2 separate regions of the Homo sapiens genome follow, and region 1 is linked to region 2. Evidence: chromatin contacts called from ENCODE Hi-C or POLR2A ChIA-PET data. All regions are on one chromosome and are shown on one strand. The core of a region is the stretch at or near the end of the contact, and the rest is flanking DNA. Distances in the headings are between cores, read along the strand shown.

Evidence for each region. A loop is a pair of places that touch in the nucleus more often than their neighbours do. ChIA-PET counts read pairs that join two places held with the same protein, here RNA polymerase II (POLR2A). Pooled maps may share reads with other maps.
Region 1: a map of MCF 10A shows a loop between it and region 2 (3-fold over the local background). The contact joins two enhancer-like sites. A Hi-C loop is called at or near these places in 4 of 168 maps with a recorded cell type or tissue (MCF 10A, PC-3, endothelial cell of umbilical vein and 1 more), 1 of 37 single-sample maps with no recorded cell type and 3 of 50 pooled maps. POLR2A ChIA-PET finds 5 or more read pairs at or near these places in 2 of 52 experiments (K562 and activated T-cell).

Annotation. Positions count from the first base shown.
Region 1 is chr16:87,060,273-87,064,452 of GRCh38, forward strand. LINC02181 (long intergenic non-protein coding RNA 2181) reads left to right here. Exons shown (of 3, transcript NR_126008.1): 1 at 1-227; 2 at 786-912; 3 at 2,480-3,719. Among named protein-coding and RNA genes, the nearest start is that of LINC02181, 4.6 kb to the left of the region's middle. Within about 2 kb of position 2,564, at least 4 of the 41 ENCODE cell types and tissues checked have a DNase peak (open chromatin) inside an H3K27ac peak, as active enhancers do.
Region 2 is chr16:87,010,782-87,014,793 of GRCh38, forward strand. No RefSeq gene overlaps it. Among named protein-coding and RNA genes, the nearest start is that of LINC02181, 45 kb to the right of the region's middle. RefSeq lists enhancers at 2,033-2,594, 2,595-3,155. Within about 2 kb of position 2,615, at least 3 of the 41 ENCODE cell types and tissues checked have a DNase peak (open chromatin) inside an H3K27ac peak, as active enhancers do.

The DNA.
Region 1 (4,180 bases), core at 1,314-3,813, 49 kb after region 2:
GCACAAGAGACAGGCAGGGGTTTCAGTTTCTGGCACTTGTTTGCTCAAAGGATCTCAGCCTTCTTCTTCCTGACATGCAGCTTAAACATGTGAGCTGACCCTTAAATGAAACCCCCACAGTTTTCCATCTCCTTCCAAGAGAATTTCACGGGGTGCAGGGAGAATGGGGAGGACGTGAAACGTGGTGTATCCTGCAGGATTCACTCCCCCACTGACGGGACTAAAGGGTGAGCGTTAAACACTGGATGCCAAGTGTGTCTGCTGGTTTGTTTGGGTGTGTTTTTCTCTTCTCTTTTGCCTCTTAACTAAAACAACACCCAAAAGCACTCTGATTGCATTCAGCTGTTAAGAGGGAAGTAACTACATCTCCCCACCTTCGTTTGCAGAGATCAAAATAACGTTCTCAAAAAACGAAAAGTGGGAAGTTTACAAACACAGGACCCAGAATCTGAAAGAGTTCACCATTACTCCAAGTCAGTGATAGGTGCAGATGGACGCACTTGCTGGCAATGCAAACCTCTGAGGTGTTTCTGTAAACCCACATGCAAAGACCGTGCCTGATCCACTTTCTACCCTTACACACACACACACACACACACAAGTCAGACGGAGCAATAATCTCTGCATCAGCTGAAGTCTTGTCAGCTTAGTTGTCAAATTAAAACATAAAAATATTTTAGGCTGAAATTGGTCAAACAGGCATGTTGAGTTCAGTTTTTAAATCTTGCCCCAAATCAGTTTACTCTGACATATGAAGTCTAAATATGCCTTTCCTTCCTTGCTAGTTTCTGAAGCCTGAAATATTTTCAACTAAATGAGAAAATCTTTGCTGTTGAATGGCCTATTAGAGCTGTCACAAATGTGATTTCTGGAAATAAACAAGATTATAAGAAGGCTGGCTGGCGCAGAAACGTAAGTCAACACTAATAGGTGGTGTAATTAAATTATCCCTTAAGCCAAGATGCCAAATGACACAATTTTTTGGTGTTAATTCTAGTATGATCACCTCCGTGCAACTGTACAAATCTGAATGACTCTCTCACCAGAGGCACTAATTCTATTTTCTTCAGTTCATACCTATCGAATAGCTCTCTCTGTTCTGCTAAGGAAGCAAAGTAAAGTACTTGGGACATAGAAGTTCATATTTTCTCCATATCATTTTACAAAGGTTCACTGATGCAAACGTGGTTCAATAAACAATGTTTATTTTTTATGGGTTAGTATCTTGCTCAAGAAAATTAGAACTAAGTTTCAGGAAGATTTATTTACATTTTGACTATTGTTCACTGGCCACTGCCACTCAATACTTAAATGACTTTCTCCCCAAAGGGCAAAATCTTTAAAGCAGAACAGAATTTATTTAAACAGCTGGTTTTTTGCACAATCATTTTATTAATACATAGGCTCGAGTTATGAATAGTGAGTGACTTGCACAATTTTTAAATTCATACAACTATAAAACTAACATGTCATTCAATTAAATTTTTAAAGAACTGTACAAGATTAATTACTACCAGGCTCGATGAAGTCATTGTCCTAAGCTACATTTACATATTTCTAAGTCTTTAAGTAGTATTTCAAACTGGAGGCAAATGAATACTGCTTCATTTTTTTTTTCCAGAATAAAGGATAACATCATTCTTAGGAAAAGGAATAAATCTTTTTGTTGCTGTTGTTGAATGCCAGTTTGTTTACAATACTTGTCAACATGCACACTACTTCTTTTTAAATTAAAAAAAGATATCGCAAATCATTACTTAAAACATAGTAAGAAATCACGTCATCCCATGAAGAGTCTAAACATTGAAATTATTCAAAATTGTTTTAAAATTATTTTAATTTTAATATCAAATATGTTGAAGAGTGATAAGCACCATCCTTAGTTGAGATTCTCTGTAGCAAGAGATGGGGATAGAAAAATGTTTGTTTTTAAAATAAACTAGAAACTTTTCTGAGTGGGGAAGAGGAGAAGATTACCCTGGAATCACTCAAGGGAGGTGGAGGTTTAACGCGTCTAAGAAGCTGGTTTACCATTTTAGCAGGTGCTGATGTAGTGAAATACAATGTCCAGGGTGCGTATTCACGCCACCACTGCATGAAAAGGAAAACGCTTTTTGAGAAGGCGAGACTACCATTATCTATACCTGCCTGGTTTCATTTGACCATTTTTACGCACATAACATTTCATATAACATAAAATGTACGTTCTTCATGATTACTCTAGGAGAAAGGTGAGGATCTTTTATTTTTTTAAATATGGGCAACTGATAAAATATTGAAATAGCTACTACGTTATTCCATTTTTATCTCAAACATTTCCAGGAAGTATTTCTTTAAACTCTAGCTGGGCACTATCTCAGACTGTTTGAGGAGGGTGAGCTATTTGTTAATTAACATTTGGCTTAAATACTATAAATGCTCTTTGATAGATTAGCACATTTCAGGAGAGGCCTCAAAAAGTTTTTCTTCTTGGGTTTAGAGCCCGATGGATACACCCTGGGAGAGGCGACGGGGTGGCCCCTGTGACTTCGGGCTGCGACGCGGTGTCGTCCCCACCCCCACCCCCCTCACTCTAGAAGTCACAGCGCCATCTACTGGACAGCGGACAAACCTCCCCACCCAGGGACGGGCTTCTCTGTTTAAGGCCATCCAAACTAGAAAGCTTAAAAATGCGTTTAAGAGGTAGAATACCATAGTTTACGGAACAGAAGAACAAGAACAAAACTCTCTAATCAAAATCACAGGGACCTGGAAATATTGGTCTATAGCAATTTGGTTTTTGGGGGTTTTGTTGTTGTTGTTGTTGTTTCGGGGGCGGGGAGGGAGTTGGTTTTGGTTTTTTGGTTGGTTTTTGTTTTTGTTTTTGTTTTGAGACGGTCTCACTCTGTCATTCAGGCTGGAGTGCAGTAGTGCGATCTCCACTCAATGCAGTCTGGACCTTCTGGGCTCAAGCGACCCTCCTGCCTCAGCCTCCCGAGCAGCTGGGAACACAGGCGCACACCACCACGCCCGGCTAATTTTTAAATTTTTTGTAGAGACAGGGCATTGCTATGTTTCCCAGGCTGGTCTCAAACTCCTGAGCTCAAGCGATCCTCCCGCCTCGGCCTCTCAAAGTGCTGGGATTACAGGCAGGAGCCACCACGCCTGGCCTATAGCAATTTTGAAAACTGGCTCAAGCCCATTCCTCTATCCCCTGACATAACCCCCCAAAGAGAAGACTTTTTAAAAAGGTAAGAAAACTGTTTTTTTTTCATTTTTAAGAGTTTTATATTAGCTATAAATTTCTGGAGTAAAGATTTGGTTCCACCTAGTCAGCTCCCACATTTTTCTCCCCATCATCCTTGGGGCTAAGGTGTAGGAGAGCTGGGTAGAGACACACACACTCACACACACGCGCACACACACGCACACACAGACACACACGTGCGCACACACACGCACCCAGACACACGCGCGCGCACATACACGCACACACATGCACCCAGACACGCACACACGCGCACACAGACACGCACACGCATGCACACACACAAAAACACTCCTTGTGATGGAGCTCTTTAATCCTCCTGGACCCTGAACGCTTTGGTGAACACAAGCGTACAAAACTAGGATAACCCAAATATTATTCTGAATTCTTTTTTTCAGTCGTTTAAGCAAAACAACTTTCATTTTTAAAGTTTATGTGATTTTTCCTTATAAATATCATCACATTCCACGATACATCTGTCCGATGTCGATTTCTGGACTTTCTTACGCAAATAACCATCCTGCCTTCCTCCTCCTTTTCCCTCCTAACTGATCATTAGATTTGCCTTGAAATTCCAGTATTAATTGCTTTATCTTGGAAATGAAAGGCAGGGTATTCTTTTCACAGAGAACTCTATAGTTTCATAATTTCCTACACTACTTGGACTAGTTTCGTGGAAAGGAAAGGAGTCAACTGTGGCCTAGCACATTAACATATGTTTTCTTTGCAGTCCTCTCAATAATTTGACAAGACGTGCAGAAGATTTTAAAAAGGCAACTTATATTAACAAATAAAAATTACAATTAAATTTACTGAGTATTACAATTCACCCATTTTAAGAGAGAAATTTTTTTAACTGAATCTGATTTTTCTTTATTACACATCATTAAAAAAAATGTGTCCTAGGACCCTAAAATCAGGCTTGCTATTGTG
Region 2 (4,012 bases), core at 1,365-3,864:
TTGGAAGATAGTGGCTCTGAGCACAGGTGAAGTAAGAAATTCCCTAACATCTCTGCTCTGTGCCCCCATGAGCTGGCAATCAGAAGTGTGTGTCTCCCACCTAGGGCTGCTGAGCAAGTAACAGGGACAATGTGCATCCCGGGGTGTGACATAGGGTGGCACACAGCCCACACAGTCAAAGACCAGGAGCTGCTGGGGAGAGGTAAAGGAAGGGCCTCTACCAGCCCTCAGTGAAGCCGAGATGTGTCTAGATCAGGGCTTGGCACCATCAAACTTTACATTTTTCCTGTCTTATGGTCGTGCGATGACATCTATTTTGGATGTGATTTGCACATCCGCATGTGTGAACGCACCAGAGCACCTTGTCGGCAACATGTTGGTGTGTGTTACTCGTCACTGGGTTACCCTCTTTAGGAAGAGTCTGAACTCATGGTTCCAGTGCAGGAATTCCTCGCAGGTGTTTGTCATTATAGATACGTTTCTCAGCATTCCTCACACCCCCCAAATCAAAAACAGTTGAAAAATCAAGAAAATGAGAAAATATGTCCTAATTCTCCTGCAAGAAGTAAGCTTAACAGTCAACATACAGACGTTACAAGTTTGAAGGAACCCAACAAAGTCCTCAAAAGTGACCCCAGGAAATGCTGGCCCTCGGAGACGATGGTGCAGGTCCACATCTCTGGGAACCGGGTGGAGTGTGGAGGAGGGAGGGGACCATCAAGTCAGTGCCTCCAACCTGCTGATCTCACTGCAGTTGTCATGTTGGAACCGTGAGGTCAGGGTCTGCCACGAATACAGAGTGATTCTTGCAAATAAAATTAATATGAATACCTTTATACCCATAGAATACTCTATACAAATCCTATGAGAGGTGTTCCAAGAAATAACAAGTTACGGAATCAAAGTAAGTCCTTAAATTGGCCATTTCAATACATGATTCGGTGTGGGGCTGTCAACACTTCCAGAAGATCTGAATGTGGCATGCTTTTGGAGTAGAAATAGGCACTCCAGGGCACATAGAACTTTATAAAGATCTAAGAAGAAATGCAAACCGAAGAAGGAATGAATATTACTATAGAATCCACCAAGCAAAATCAGAGACTGATCTTCAATCGCAGTTAGTAAAACCCAATTTCAGTGGCAAACCATCCAAAGAGCCAGGAGACAAAATATTGTCTTCTGTTAACTGTTAAGAAGGAAACCGTTAAAAAAGAAATAAGCTGGAAACCATCATTCTCAGCAAACTATCACAAGGACAGAAAACCACACACCGCATGTTCTCACTCATAGGTGGGAACTGAACAATGAGATCACTTGGACACAGGGTGGGGAACATCACACACCAGGGCCTGTCGTGGGGTTGGGAGGCTGAGGGAGGGATAGCATTAGGAGAAATACCTAATGTAAATGACTAGTTAATGGGTGTAGCAAACCAACACGGCACACGTATACCTATGTAACAAACCTGCACGTTGTGCACATGTACCCTAGAACTTAAAGTATAATAAAAAAAAAAAAGAAAGAAACGTAGATGAGGCAACAGGTACCTAACGCACAGTCGCAGACGCTTTGGGATGCACGCTCAGCAATCCAAACAACGTTAACAGCAAAATAAACGTTTCTACGTCCAGATTAATGTTATGAAGCAAAGATCAAGACCTTCAGACAGGCCTAAAACATTAGTACACTGTTTTCTAAAATTTCACCGTAAGATTGGTAACTACACTAAATATCTGTGGTACTTCAATTTTTTAATGATTTTTGAGGTTTATTTTGTTATTGTGTCTTTCTTTTAATATTTTCTGTTATCACATGTCTGAATAAGGGACAGATTAATGTGAAATGCTACCAAATGACATAATATTGTCAAAAGATAATGATATAAAACATTAAGCCAAGTATTTATCATTATGTCTTTTTTTAATATAAAACACGCTGGGACTTTTGATTTAATTGTATCACAGAAAAATGATTTCCCGTTTACTATTAGGATCTCTCATTCTTATTTAAATCACATGAAGTGTTTTGGAAGATGTAAAATAACTTATGATTTCACGAATTACTGTGATTTCCCAGGAATATTGTCCCCAAACCCTAAAGACGAGTATCGGTTGGGAATTCAGGACTGCCAGCCTCAGTTGAGTAGCAGGAGCCAATAGGGGTCCGTGAATGAGACAGGATGAGAGCACGGAGCAAGAGGGCTGGAGACAGCTTGGAGGAGACACATGCTGGAGACCGCAGCCACGGCCAGCAGACAAGGCCTTGGGTTAGCATGGGTGAGCGGGATTGAAAAGAACCAAGACAGGGCAGACATTTGGGCTCGGAAGATCCACGTTATTCCTCAACCCTGCCCTCGACTGCAAGTTCACAGACACAATGATGCAATTATGGGCAGCCAGAGGGCGAGCCCACACGCTGCCCTCCAGCTGCTGAGGCAGGGACCCGTCTGGCTGGACCCCACGGAACACGCAGGTGGCCTCCGCTCCTCCAGACAGACAGGGGCACTCCCCCCGCTGCTGCCCCACACACGCAGGCTGCGGCGGGCCGGGTGGGAAGTGGGTGGGCTGGCTCTCTGCACCTCTGTCCAATTTGGCCCGGGTCGGGCGGCAGCCTCCCAAGCCGCGTCTGCAGAGGCCTCAGCAGGCTGGAAGTGCGGCCCTGCATAAACACGCACTGTTTTTCTTTGAGGCTTAGGCGCGCTTATCCCTGTCATAAATTGTCACCTACTTACACTGAGGGGTCGCAGGCCTCGTTTCCAGGGAGGTCTCCGGCCCTCCCAGCTCAGGGCAGCCAGGGCTCCTCGTTAGCTCTTGGGGAACGAAAGAGTGACTCTCACATGGGATCCACAGAAAACGTGAGGTCCTGGCCAGCTGGCTCCATGGGATCACTCACTCATTCATTCACTCTCACTCATTCATTTCCTCACTCACTCACTCATTCACTCACTCCCTCACCCACTCACTCCCTCACCCACTCATTCGCTTTCATTCATTCCTTCGCGCAGTCATTCACTCGCTTACTCATTCCCTCACTCACTCATTCCCTCATTCATTCCCTCATTCACTCACTCATTCATTCCCTCATTCACTCACTCATTTCCTCATTTGCTCATTCACTGATTCTCTCACTCACTCATTTACTCACTCTCATTCACTTATTCTTTCCCTCACTCATCTCTTTCATTCATTCCCTCATTCACTCCCTCATTCACTCACTCATTCATTCCCTCATTCACTCACTCATTTCCTCATTTGCTCATTCACTGATTCACTCGCTCACTCATTTACTCACTCTCATTCACTTATTCTTTCTCTCACTCATTCACTCTTTCATTCATTCCCTCATTCACTCCCTCATTCGCTCACTTTCTCATTCACTCATTCATTCCCTCACTCACTCACTCATTCCCTCACCCACTCATTCCCTCACCCACTCACTCATTCACTCCCTCACTCACTCACCCACCCAGTCATTCACTCACTCATTCCCTCACTCACCCACTCATTCATTCCCTCACTCACCCACTCATTCATTCCCTCACTCACTCATTCACTAATTTACTCACCCCTTCAGTCACTCACCCCCATTCATTCACTCTTTCACTAATTCCCTCACTCATTTCTTATTCACTCATTCACTCACTCACTGACTCATTCATTCACTCACTCTTTCACTCACTTACTCTTTCATATACTCTTTCACTCACTCACTGAGTCACTAATTCCCTCACTCCTTTACTCATTCACTCACTCCTTCACCCATTTATTCAGTCGCTCACTCATTCACTCACTCCTTCACTAATTCACTCACTCCTTCACTCAGTCATTCACTCATTTACTCACTCATTCAGCAAACACAAAGGACTTCCTGTGTGTCAGGGCTAGTGCTGAAAGTTTTGGGTGTGCAAGGAACACAGAGGGGCAGGTAGATGCTGAAAAATGCAGTCCTCTCCTAGAGACACACACTGAAATATTTACAGATACAATGATAGAGTGCTTAGGACCAGCTTCGA